Linked DNA regions of Homo sapiens: region 1 is linked to region 2. A link is a contact called in ENCODE Hi-C data. All regions are on one chromosome and are shown on one strand. Each heading gives the region's core, a stretch centred on a gene start or an enhancer-like site at or near the end of the contact. The rest is flanking DNA. Distances are from core to core; before and after follow the strand shown.

Region 1 (6,203 bases), core at 3,473-5,972, 370 kb after region 2:
GTCAGCCTGGTTCCCCAGCAATGTATCTTGAGACAAGCGAGGGGGAATGTTATATGTGGGTGTCAGAGGAACTAATTATATATTCCTGCTTAATATGTTTCTCTCCAAGTGAGATTATTCCCTTTTAGTCAAGTGCTTTCATGGAGTATTCACAAAACAATGCCAGAAGCCTCAGGATACCATCAAAAAGCAATTTATCTTCAAGTTATACATCATTTATACATATACATATATTTTCAAAGAAAAGCCATGTACTAAAATGAGTGCCCGATATACTAAAATCTTTTAAAAATGTATTTTCCTTCAACTATTCCCTTACTGCTGCTTAGCAAGCCTTTTATTAACTTCTGGGTGTTCTTTTTACGTACACTTAATAGCAGCCATTCCTGGATTTCTCTAGCCCCCACGAGCTCCCCATAGAAAATTGCTTCTTTTCTGGAAATGACCTCTTTTTCTTTGAAATGGAGGTCATATGACGCAATCTCCACCTATATATCTGTGTATTTACCCCCTCTTTTCTTCCTTCCAGATCATGGACACCTCCACTCATGTTCTGATCCCATCCACCCTTGTCTTCTATGGGAATCCAGATCTGACCCCACTCCCCATCTTACATGCCCCAGCTCAAAGGTCTCTTACCTGTCAATCATGAAGCGTGGGTTTACAAAGGGACCTTAAGGGTTCACAGTTTTTATCAGATTCTCAAAGGTTTCCATAGCAACAACACAGGGAAGAACAACACAGGGAACAACCTCATCACCCCTCCCTCACAGCCCAGGTCATAGTTTCCCCCCGACCCCGCTCCCATAGCCTTACCCACAGCCTGCCAATTATGAGTTTGGGGTGAGAAGCAGAGTGGGTCCTTACCACAAAACATGCTCTGACATCTCCTCTGTCTGTGCAAGTGGCTTTCCCTAGCTAGAACCTATCTGTGCTAGAGTGTTCTGCTGTACTCTGGGCCTCATCTTAGAGCTGGCCCCTGCAAATTGTCAATGTTGGATCAAGAAAGCTCCCTATCCGGTACAGGGATGGGGGAGCTGGGGAAGAGGTTACAGGTGGAGGCCTGGGGGTAAGGAAGTTAGGGATGCAACTAGGGTCGGTTACAGCTGGGAGCACTAAAGACAGAAGCAAAGAGGTGAGAGGCGAGCTCCGTGGAGCAGTCTGGTTTCAATACCAACAGGAACCACAGCCAGGTGTTCCTGCCTTCCTTGCCCTTCCTACAAGGCCCAGGCATGACGTTCCGGGGTTCATTCCATGCTTTTGGCTGGAGGCAGAGAAGCTGCCTCAATTACTTAAGGGCTTTCTGTTGTCAGCACTTTCTCACTGGTCTTATGCTCAAGTGGATCTTTGGATTTCCTGGTGCCTTGTACCACTGATGGCCCATCTTATTCCACTTCCTTATATTTGTGTCCTCTTAGTCTGTGATCATCAAAGTAAAAATTCAGACAACATTGGGATAGACCAGTATTCACTGGACACGGCTCAGGGCTCTAGAAATAACCAGGAGCGAGAAGATATCACTCAAGGGTCCTTAAATACGAGAAAGGAAGAGATCATTAGGGATACTAGGTAAGAAGTGGAGGATACCAGCCAAGATGAGCATAATGTCCAGAGGACTCAAATGATAGGCAGTTCAGGGTATAGAATCTGCAGGGAAGAGGGAGCAAACAGCTTCATCTCATTTGGACGTCTTAACCACTGTGGGACATCGGAGAAGCATTACCAATGTCCGTTCTTCACTCAACAGATGAAGTCAAAAGCTGATGATTTCCTCAAAAAGGTCAGGGTTACTTAAGCAGAGGAACCAATACTAGAACTGAGATGTTGTAGTGGTTCTCATAAGTTAAGCCTGTGCCAAAAGTTTCTCTTTAAACTACCCATCTACTCAGGACTTATGGGCATCTCTCCAATAGCAAACTTGGATTAGCCTGACAGATGAAGGACTTTCAGTAAGGAGCTAATGGTATCTTCTCAGGCCCTAAGAGAACTTAACGCAGAAAACGCCCTTTTGAAGTCTGAAAATTCTTTGGCAGCATCTTTCTAACCTCCTCCTTAGTCCTACCATGCTATTTGCATACCACTCTATCAGCATTTTTCCTGTCCCCCGACCACATTTCTGAGACATGTGATAGACTACAGGCAAATGGGGAACTAGCAAATCTCTTTTCATGCCCATCTCTGAATCACTTTTGCGTCTTGCTAAGGAATGACTAACTGGTAATCATGCTATCAAGAAAATGGCAAATGGAGACAATTACATGTGTTTCTACAAAAATGCCTGCTGAGGTGCATTTTATTTATCAGAACAGAGAATACCTGGGCTAGATTCTGGACCTTTACATGGCTGGCCATAAGATCAACTTATTCTATCTACCTAAGACAAGGAGATTCTCAGGCCAGTCACAGGAGCCAATTAGAATTGTTAATGATTCTCATAATAAGGCAGTTGCCTTACTGTCAGGAAATGCTTTCATGTATCTCATTTAAAATCCTTTAAACTGCAGTTTGAGCCTGGTTCTCCTTCTCCTAACTTTAATATAAGAATTGTGTATTTACTTAAGGCAATCTTTTGACTGGAATGATTTAAATTACACCTTCTATTTGCTTCGAATACTTGAAACAACCCTGCACTTTACTTATGGATCAATCCATTGTACATACATTCCTTGTGTGTCCTAGGATCAACTCTTAGTGACTTTTTGTTCTGGAATTTTGTGATTATATTTCTGAAATGAAAGTTACTGTTTTCATTGTGCTCCTTTGGCCTCACTATGTGGGGAAATGTGTTCTAGGTAACATTCAACAGGAAGGAAGTAGCACAAAGAACTGCCTAAAATTCAGCATAAACTCAAATCCTCTCACTCTATCTCTACCTATAACAGCAGAACACCTAAAGTGTTACTTGGAAAAAAATGAGTGTTTTTATGGTTGTTGGGGGTGGGGAGCCCAAGAGAAGGGGGATGGGGGATCTGGAGAGAGTGGTCATAGCACAGTTTGAACTTTCAGGGATTCGGAGATGTTGGTTTCAAAATGGAATTTATCCTCAAATCCCAAGATTATAGATCTCCTTCCAAACTGCATTCCCTTCATGGTTTAGAGAACAGTTAAAAGAAAAATTGCTCTCCATATTTTGATTGACATTAAAAACACTGTGAAAATAGTTTGGAACTTGATCTCTTCGAGGGAAGGACAGTAATTAAACTATAGCTTTTGCCTGCAGCTTTTCTCTCACACTTACTCAGAACTGTTCCAGGGAAGGAAATTCACAAGGAATTCTGTTCTCATATATCACTTCTAGAAGGAGAAATAGGCATTCCCAAGAAAATTATCCCCAAACTTCTAAATACAAAGAGAAAACTTTATTTAATGAATCTCAACCCCAAACTACCGCATTGCATGGAATAAAATCCAGTTGAATCAGTCATTTGCAGCTGGTAGTCTTTAATAGCCAGCACTACTAAAAAATCATCAGATTTACCCTGCTTGCCATATAGCATCTAGTCTTCACTCAGGTTCTAGCTGTATATGTCTGGTTTTGACAAACACATTAGAAGGATTTTCAGTTTACAAGTCCATCTGCATAGTCCTGTTAATAGAAGGCATCTATAAATATCAAGCACTTTGTTCTCATCCACTTTTTTTGACCATGTATTGCCACAGCACTAAAATTCCCCCACCCCTTGCCATCAGCTCTTTCTAAAAGGAATTCCAGGCTACTACCAACTAGCTGCCTTGTACTACTGTTTCAGACACCCAAATATGTCTATCTAGATATAAAAGCCTGCCTCCTTCCTTTCTGAAACACATTGCCAATCGACATCTCTTTAGATTCTCTAGACACACTCAGGCACACTTTCAAACAGAAAAAAAGATTTCTTAAAAAATAGTTTGGTAGGACGTTAAATGTGCTTTCTAAAAAAACACACCCACTAGCGCATGCATTCTCTTGTTATTAGGTTTTATAGGAAACAGACCAGCCTAGGCATCTTCTGTCTTAGCAAATATCCCATCAGTGACATTAACCCAACCAGTGCTAGGTGCTAGTGATCTCTCCATCTCTGACCGTATTTCCTTGCAACTCTGGAAGTCTAGTTTTAAATACTGGCAGCAGACTATAACGCAAAAGCCTTTGGTTAAAAAAATCATTCCCTTTTGGCTTCTCATCAACCTAAAGGATTGTTGATTTTGTTTTTAAAGCAAAACCTCTTCAAATCTTTGGCAATAAAAGATGCAGAAGAGACTGTGTGAGCAGTCTGGTGCAGTAGGCTTGCTAACACTGGCCTTTGGATATCAGGTATAATCTCATATGGCTGTCCTAAACAAAAGGCTATCCTAATCAAAGTTGCCAGTGTTCCCTAAATGTAAGTCTCTATATGGTCACTCTTCTTGTCCCAATTCTAAAAACAAAACTGGAAATCTCATCCTGTTTGCCTTCCGGGAATATCCGTATGGCAGTGAAGCCCAGTCAGGCTCGGGAGTTTGCATGGTTTATTGCCTTGAACATTCTTGCATCTCCAGCTACCTTAGCCAGGAATGTTGACTGAAAGCCGGAGAAAGTCCCCAGATTCTCTCTAGAAGATAAAAAAGAAAGCCTTCTGTGCCTTACCTTGTAGTCTGAAACTTCTTCCCGAGGACTAAGTCGGAAAGGAAGGACTGATTTCTTTAAGCAGGAGCACAGCCAGAGAGCAAGCAGGCGGGCAGGCAGGCAGCCGAATACACACTGCTCTATTCAATAAAACTCCAGACCGCCCTTCCTTGGCCCCTCCCAGAAGTCCATGCTAAGTGAACACATATCCCCTATGTTTACAGTCGGGAGGCGGTGGTATGCATTGTCCTGTCGTTTTTCTAATAGGCAGCCAATGACGACACCCCAGCCAAGGTGGATGCAGCCTGCCTGTGGAGATGCCTGTCATTCCCTAGGCATGCTCAGGAAATCACTCATCAGAAAACCCAAGACCTAAAAAGCTCTGAAACTGCGTGCACGCTGCCAAAACCAGCCTGCTCCATGCCCTTTTTTGGTTATCCTTAGCAGGGCCTCTGGAAGTGAATCCATTGTCAGGAACAATCATAAGAAATGTTAATCTTGGAGAAAGAGGCTGTCTTGTAGAACACAAATGCAGCAATAAAAAGAAAGCACAGTCTCTGAAACAAAAAGTTAACAGATCAGTTTATTGGGCGTGGGGGTGGGGAAGGCTTCTTACCAGAGGGAGTCTTAATAGTATATTTCTTTTCAAAGTACTTGCACATACAAAATGAGTTTAAATTGTTATGCAATTCTAAAACCTGAAGGAGACAGGACCCGGGTCTGCTGAGCAGACTAAATTCTAGCCTGAAAGAGGCACACCTCCCCAAAATACGTCTGCATGTGTTATAAAAATAAGTGACCAAAGGGAAACCAAAAGCGTAGGTCTTTTTTAGCAGGTAATACTGGCCAGAATAAACCTAAGGTCCTACAGGCTTGGATATCCTCACTGGCTTCACTTTCCTCTCCTTATCTCTTTTGTTTCCTCAGATTTGGTGATGTGGAGATAGTACTAGAAATTCCTAGAAATTGATGCACATCAGAGAGGGTATGAAGAGACCCACCACCTGCTTTGGGCTGGGGTAGACAGATGCATATATCCCGCAGAGGTGACATAATGTTCAGGTGACGTCTTGAAAGTGCTCCGACCAACTCTTCATGGTTAGGATGTGTGCTATAAGAGGGTCAGAATTAGTAGATGCTAATGAGAATTAAGGTAACTGGCCCACACATAGTCTTGTCCTTTTCAATACAGAATTCACTCAATTAGTACTTAATTAAAATTGAAATCCCCTTTTTTTGGAGCACTTACTATTTGTCAGGCCTGGGGATAGGTGCAAGATCTATGTCTCATTGTTATATGTTTGAGACTGTTTCATCACTGACCAAGAAGTTTCACAATATTTTTCCTGGCTAATTACAAGTCCAGATACTGGTCTTTAAAAATGGGAGGTTTTACTATATGCCTTTCCCTGTTTATGAAGATGTGACTTAGAAATGATCTCTGTTTACGAAAATGTCCCTGCCCTTTGTGCCTCTTTTAGAACAGTTGGGAAGTAGCCAGTTCGCACTGTTGGTTTCCTTCTTCAGCCTTCCAGCATTAACAAGTTACCCAGAGGCATCCATATCAACTCTCTACACTCATCTCTTTTTTGGGAAGGTTGCTTCCCTCCCCTCTTCC
Region 2 (6,405 bases), core at 1,495-3,994:
GGCACCATCTTGGCTCACTGCAATCTCTGCCTCCCGGGTTCAAGAAATTCACCTGCCTCAGCCTCCTGCCACCACGTCCAGCTAATCTCATTTGGTTTCTGTTGGCAGGACTCCACGGTCCAGTTTGTGGGCGGCCAAGATTCACAAGATTCAGAGTTTGAGAATCAGTAGTACCAGAAACTGGTGACTGCCTTTGGCTGTCAATGGTTAGTTTTCCCGCACCAGCCCTCTCTTCCGCAATTACAAAGGCAATTTGCCACCCACTTCGACTCGTGGGGTCAGCATTTCATCTTGTAACTCTGTTAGTGACACATTTTGGATGACTCCCTGAATCAGAGGCCCTGGGGAATCAGTGCCACACAGGACAAACCAGGTGCCTGCTCTCATTGAGCTTGTACTCTAGTTGGGAAGGCAAACACCAAATGTATTTTTTAAAAGGTAATTATAATTTTTGAAAAGGTTTGGGAAAGAAATAAACAGGGTGAGTGAGAGAGAGAAACTGGCAGGAGGAAGTGATGACTAGATTATAGGGTCAGGGAAAGCCTCTCTTCAGAAGAGATATTTGTTTTGAGTCCTGAAAGGGTTCTTCATTAACTAATACTGAAGCAATTGATCAGCTAACTAGAAAAGAGAAACAAAACTATTTTAGGTCCTCATCTCACTCCACATACCCAAATAAATTTCACATGGATCCAAGAGTGAAAGGTAAAACCAGATAAAAAAATCAATGATCTGGAAAAAAGGATATATTTGATTTATGAGTGAAAAATAAAATTTGGAACTTAAGAGCAAATGGAAACTACAAATAAAGAATTGCACAGGTTTAACTATTCTAAAATAAAGATTTCTATTCACCAAAAACAACATAAATATAATTAAAAGTCAATGAGCATGGAAAATATCTACCACAACTATGAAATGATTAATGTACTTAATGTTTAAAATGTTTACGCAAACTGTCAAAAAACATTACACCTCATTAAAAATGGACAAATATGAAGAGATAATTCACAAAGAATGCAAAGTAGTTAACTAACATGAAAAAAAATTCTGTAACTTTTCTAATGTAATTAAAGATACGCCAAGTAAAAAACCAGAGTTTCCCTATCAACACTGTAGGTAAAAACACTTGATGATACCAAAAATATGGTTAAACTGGCATTCTCACACAATGATGGTGGATGTGAACATTTGTACAAACTTTCAGGGAGGCAGATTGGCAATAAACATTAAAAACCCTAAAAATAGTCATATCTCTTTGGCCCACTTTTATAAATCTATCCTAAGACAGCAATCAGAAATCCAGTCAATAATTTATACATAGGAATGTTCAGCACAGCATTACTTTTGGCACAAAATGGGAAGCAGCTTGAAAGTCCAATATCAGAAGTAAACTATGATGTATCAAGGATAAAATACTATGCATCTTTTAGAAAAAGCAGGTATAAAATCACTCTACATAGTGTGACTACATCCATATAAAGAGGCATAGGAGAAAGAGACTAAAGAAGTATTTGAAAATGTTAATGTTAGCTGTGGTAGCTCTGGGTGGTGACATTACAGGCAATTGTTCTCTATTTGCAGTAAAATATTTTTAGAATTATGTGCTACATTTATGAAAAAAAAAGAAATTTATAAAACAGGCATTCAAAACAGCCTTAGTAATTAGATAAAGCAGGGACTAAGCTGGAAAGAAAGTTGAGAAAGGGGAATATGTGCAAGATTGAAAAAATATCTCATGGACTGAGTCTCAGACCTGAGATTTTGGGGAATGGGGTATGGTAAGTGGATACTGAAAAATGCTCTTCAGTTATCATGAGGGAAGAAGGAAATATGTGTCTTTTCCCTCTTTCAAAGGAGCCTTTGATTTTATAGGCGAAGAAGCATAGTGGAAGTTATTAGTGAAACTAAGCCCACATTAAAAAAAATCTCTTAAAATATGCATCAAGAGAACTAAAATACCACCATGGATTTCCACTGGGGCATGAGGAGCAATCTGGTCTAATGACTAACATAAGATCTAAACATCTCTTAGGTCCCATTCTTTGAGGCAAGAACACAAGTTTTTCTGTTGATATTAATCTTCAGTGTGTATTTTAAAGTTTTATGATGTGTTCGTAACTACCATTGAATAGTGGTTTAGTTAGTGTTGGTCGGTGACCTGCTTTTGTTTACCTATTTCTGATGAACAGTGTATTGCACAAGCCACAGCCATGTCCTTGTACACACTGCGTGCAAGACTCTGCTGTGTGCAGTCAGCCCTGCATCGTTTCTAACCAGTTATACTGGCCTTACTTTCATCATCTTTGAGGCCAGAGCTACACATGTTGATGCCGAAGAGTGGAAGGAAGGAGAGCAGAGAGTAAAGGGGGTAGATTATGTAGATTATACAGACATGAGCGAGGGAGGGTCACAGATACTGAACAACCAGTGAGTTCCCCTATGTGGATTGCCAGAACATGAAATATCTGAGAAGAAAACAAAATTGTCTTACAAGGTAGTAGACGTCTGGGTAAGCTGTGATGCTTGCAGGATCGGTACTTACAGAAAGGAGGTGCAGAGACCACAGGAACACTCATGAAAAGGAGAAGCAGGAAATCAGGGTTGGTTGTTTGAATCTTCCTTCTCGCTGGCTTTCTAATGTCAGACTCCAGAAAGGAGGAGTGGAAGGGAAATGGCAGGCAGATGCAGTCCTGAGCTGGTGCCCCCTTGCCTTCGCAGTCGTGCCTAGTAAACAGCTCTCTGAACTTTGGTACATTTGTTCTGACTGATGTCACTATCAGCTGATTTCACTTTCGTTTCCTAACTTGCCAGTGGCCCATGACTTTTCAGAAATGAGGTATGTAAACAACTTTTTATTGTCCATTATGACATACTCTTTACCTACACTGTAGCCGGCAAACCAACTGATTTAAAGAGCCAGGTAAATGTCTTGATTATATCACACAATAATTCCAGAAAGGGAAGGAGCCAAAGAACTCTCGAAGCTCCCAGTGATTTAAACTGCAAGATAAACACAACCCGGAATTTTATTCAGAAGAAACCCATCAGGATCATCTGGTCCAAGCTCCCAGCCAGTGTGGCAGTCAGGACCCAGGTCACCTCCTACTCATTTCCTTGGGAAGCAGCTATGCCGTCTGTCCCCCAACCCCTTTTAGAGATCAATTTTGTAATGATGACTGGGCTTCTCTGGACACAAAACTTTGTGTCCTGAGCATTCTCACTGCAGTGTTTAGGCCCATGTTGGAGCAGCTGGAACATCTATTTTATTTCAAAATAAGAGCCGAACAAAGCTTTTATTTTTGTAAGCATTGGGGCTCCTGGCCAGAGTTTAAAAATTGCTTCCGTTGCTCACATGACCAACTGGAAATTTCAACTGTGGGTTAAACTTGGTTACATGAGACTGCTACCTAGTGCTATTGCTGAATCCTTCAGCGGTTCTCTTCTGCTTCCTTGCCCTTCCTCCAAAGGAGGAGTTATTTGAACTGCTACATTGCCCTCCCCCTGCCCCTAGTTCTTTTAAACGCAAACTCTAGAAAGAGGTGATGGGATCCAGGAGGAAGGAAGAACAGAGGCTTTGAGATCAGAGAGTTCTGCTACATACTAGCAAATTATTTAATCTCTTTGAGCATCAATTTCTTATCTGTAAAATGGAAACAGTACCTACTTTGCATGGTTGCTCTGGGGACTGGAGATAATATAAGTGCTTAGTACAATACTGGGACCATAGTAATGGTAGCTATTATTATGAAAAGTGGAATTTCTGTATATTTAGTCTAGCATCCATATTAATGCCTTTAAGACAGAAAATTAACTTTTAGATACTAATATACAGTAGTTACTCTGAAAACTCAATACTGGTGAGTGAAGTGATATAGAAGAGATAGAAACATATTTATATTTATGAAATTTATTCAAGGTTATCATGTACCTAGTTTTCAAAGAGTCAGTTTTTCAAAACTTACGAAAATCGGCAGTCCCACACTCTCCCTTTCTTCCTCTTCAGAGGCAAGCACTTTCACCTGTGCTCATTCTTTAGGCATTTACCTCAGTTCTCTAAATAACATGCTTGGATTGGTACTTCTTGATTTTTCAGTTTCAGGCATAATCTACTGACTCCCAACCATAAAAGGTGAAGATTTAGCTTTCTTCTTCCCCACTGCATGTTCCAGAAGTATGCTTCCTCTCTTCCTCCTCTATCCAAATTGGTTATAGTTTTGTTTAAATCAATATTCAGTGTTTACAATATTGGAATATGCACAGGTATACTTTATTTTATTGTGCATCTCTCTTTGTGGATCCTGCATCTTTTACAAATTGAGGATTTGTGGCATTTTTGCATCGAGCAAGTCTATTGGCACCATTTTTTCAATAGCCTTTGCTCACTTCATGTCTCTGTGTCACATTTTGGTAACTTTTGCAACATTTCAAGCTTTTTCATTATTATTATGTTGGTTATGGTGATCTTTGATGTTACTATTGTGATTGTTTTGGGGTGCCATGAACCGCACCCATATGACGGTGAACTTAATTGATAATTCAGTTCTGACCGCTCCACCAACTCTGTGTTGGTGTTCTGACCGTGTGTTCTGACCACTCCACCAACTGGACGTTCCTCCATTTCTCTCTCACGTTAGGTCTCCCTATTCCTGAGACACAATAATACTGAAATTAGGCCAATTAATGTCCCTACAATGGCCTGTAAGTGTTTAAGTGAAAGGAAGTGTCACATGTCTTTCATTTAAAATTGGAAACTAGAAATGATTAAGCTTAGTGAGGAAGGCATTGTGAAAGCAAAGATAAGCCAAATGTTAGGCCTTATGTTGTGAAGGCAAAGGTTCAGATGATTGTTAGCATTATTTAGCAACAAAGTATTTCTAAATTAAGGTATGTCCGTTAGGTTTTTTTAGACATAACAGTATCACACACTAAATAGGCTACCTTATAGTATAAACATGACTTTTATATGCACTGGGAAACCAGAAATTCGTGTGATTTGCTTTACTGTAATACTTGCTTTATTGCAGTGGTCAGGAACAGAACCTGCAACATATCTCCGAGGTGTGCCTGTAAATACCATTTACAGCAGCTGAGCCATGTAGAAAATTAAGATTACTTTTCCTATCCTGCATAACTTTTGATCTTCTCTGAAGATAATTGCTTTTTTTAAAAAGTTTGTTTGCTTGCTTGGTTTTCTATTGCTTAACACTAATCCAACCCTCAAATCTTTATCAAATCTTCTATGAATAAATTTCTATGCATCAAGTATTCTATATCTTCCTGAGAAAGGCTTTTCAGACCCTTCCAACCTGCCCCAGTCTGGGGCTTGACACCACACACAGCTGTTGTCCTGGCTTCTCACATCACCACCATGCTGGGGATTCCCTTTACTTCTGTCCTAGGTTGGATCTCCTGCTTCCTGCATCAAAGGCATTTCTCTTTCTCCATTTATTCAGTTCTGGGAGAGTAAATCTCCAGTAACTTCCTGAGAAATGGGTACACTGAAGAGAATTTTTTGAGAACTTACAAAACTGAAAATATCTTCATTCTAACTTGATCTATTCAAATGTGATCAAATTTAGACTGAATATAAAATTTTAGGTTAAAAATAATTTTCATTTATAATTTTGAAGGCTTTGTCCCATTATGTCTGGCTTTCTTGTTTTGTTGAGAAGTTTAAATTTGTTCTGCTTCCTGGCTTCCAAAATGGTCTCCTCTTGTCATCCTTTCAGCTTTATGCCTTAAAAAATAAATTATTTTGGTGGTTTTGAGAGGGAGCAAAATTGAATGTGTATCCAGTTTGCCATTTTTAACTGGAGGTCTAAAATATTTCTTTGTTCCTCTTCTTTTTTTTTTTTTTTTTTTTTTTTTTTTTTTACTCTTTTGAGACAGGGTCTCTCTGTCACCTAGGCTGGAGTGCAGTGGCACGATCACAGCTTATTGCAGCCTTGACCTCTTGTGCTCAGGTGATCCTCCCACCTCAGCCTCCTAAGTAGCTAGGACTACAGGTGCGTGCCACTATGCCTGGCTAATTTTTATATTATTATTATTATTAATTTTTTGGTACAGATAGGGTTTTGCCATGTTGCCCAGGCTGGTCTAACACTCCTGGGCTCAAGGGATTCACCTGCCTTGGCCTCCCAGAATGCTGGGATTACAGGCATGAGCCACTGTGCCTGGCCTCTTTCTTATTCTTTATCTTCCCTTTTTCTTTTTTTTGTTTTTACTCCAAGAGGGTTATTTCTTACTGTCTCTTTCACTGGTTCTCTGGCAACCTAGCTGGCCTATGGTTGAGCTTGTTGCTTTTATCAAGCTACTCATTTCCTCTTAATTGCTTACTGTCAAAATCTCCATTGTTTTTGGCAGTACTCTTAACCTTGAACTTCCCCACACTCTGTTCCAAAC

The links. Hi-C counts contacts between places; a loop is a spot of excess contacts on that map. Pooled maps may share reads with other maps.
Region 1: a pooled map shows a loop between it and region 2 (3-fold over the local background). The contact joins the promoter of CALD1 here to the promoter of TMEM140 in region 2. A Hi-C loop is called at or near these places in 6 of 50 pooled maps.

Annotation. Positions count from the first base shown.
Region 1 is chr7:134,778,153-134,784,355 of GRCh38, reverse strand. CALD1 (caldesmon 1) reads right to left here and starts at 4,722. Exons shown (of 15, transcript NM_033138.4): 1 at 4,607-4,722. All of the region lies in intron 1 of LOC124901750 (a long non-coding RNA gene), which reads left to right.
Region 2 is chr7:135,144,411-135,150,815 of GRCh38, reverse strand. TMEM140 (transmembrane protein 140) reads right to left here and starts at 2,744. Exons shown (of 2, transcript NM_018295.5): 1 at 2,546-2,744. It also overlaps a transcript of CYREN not described here. RefSeq lists an enhancer at 2,466-2,965.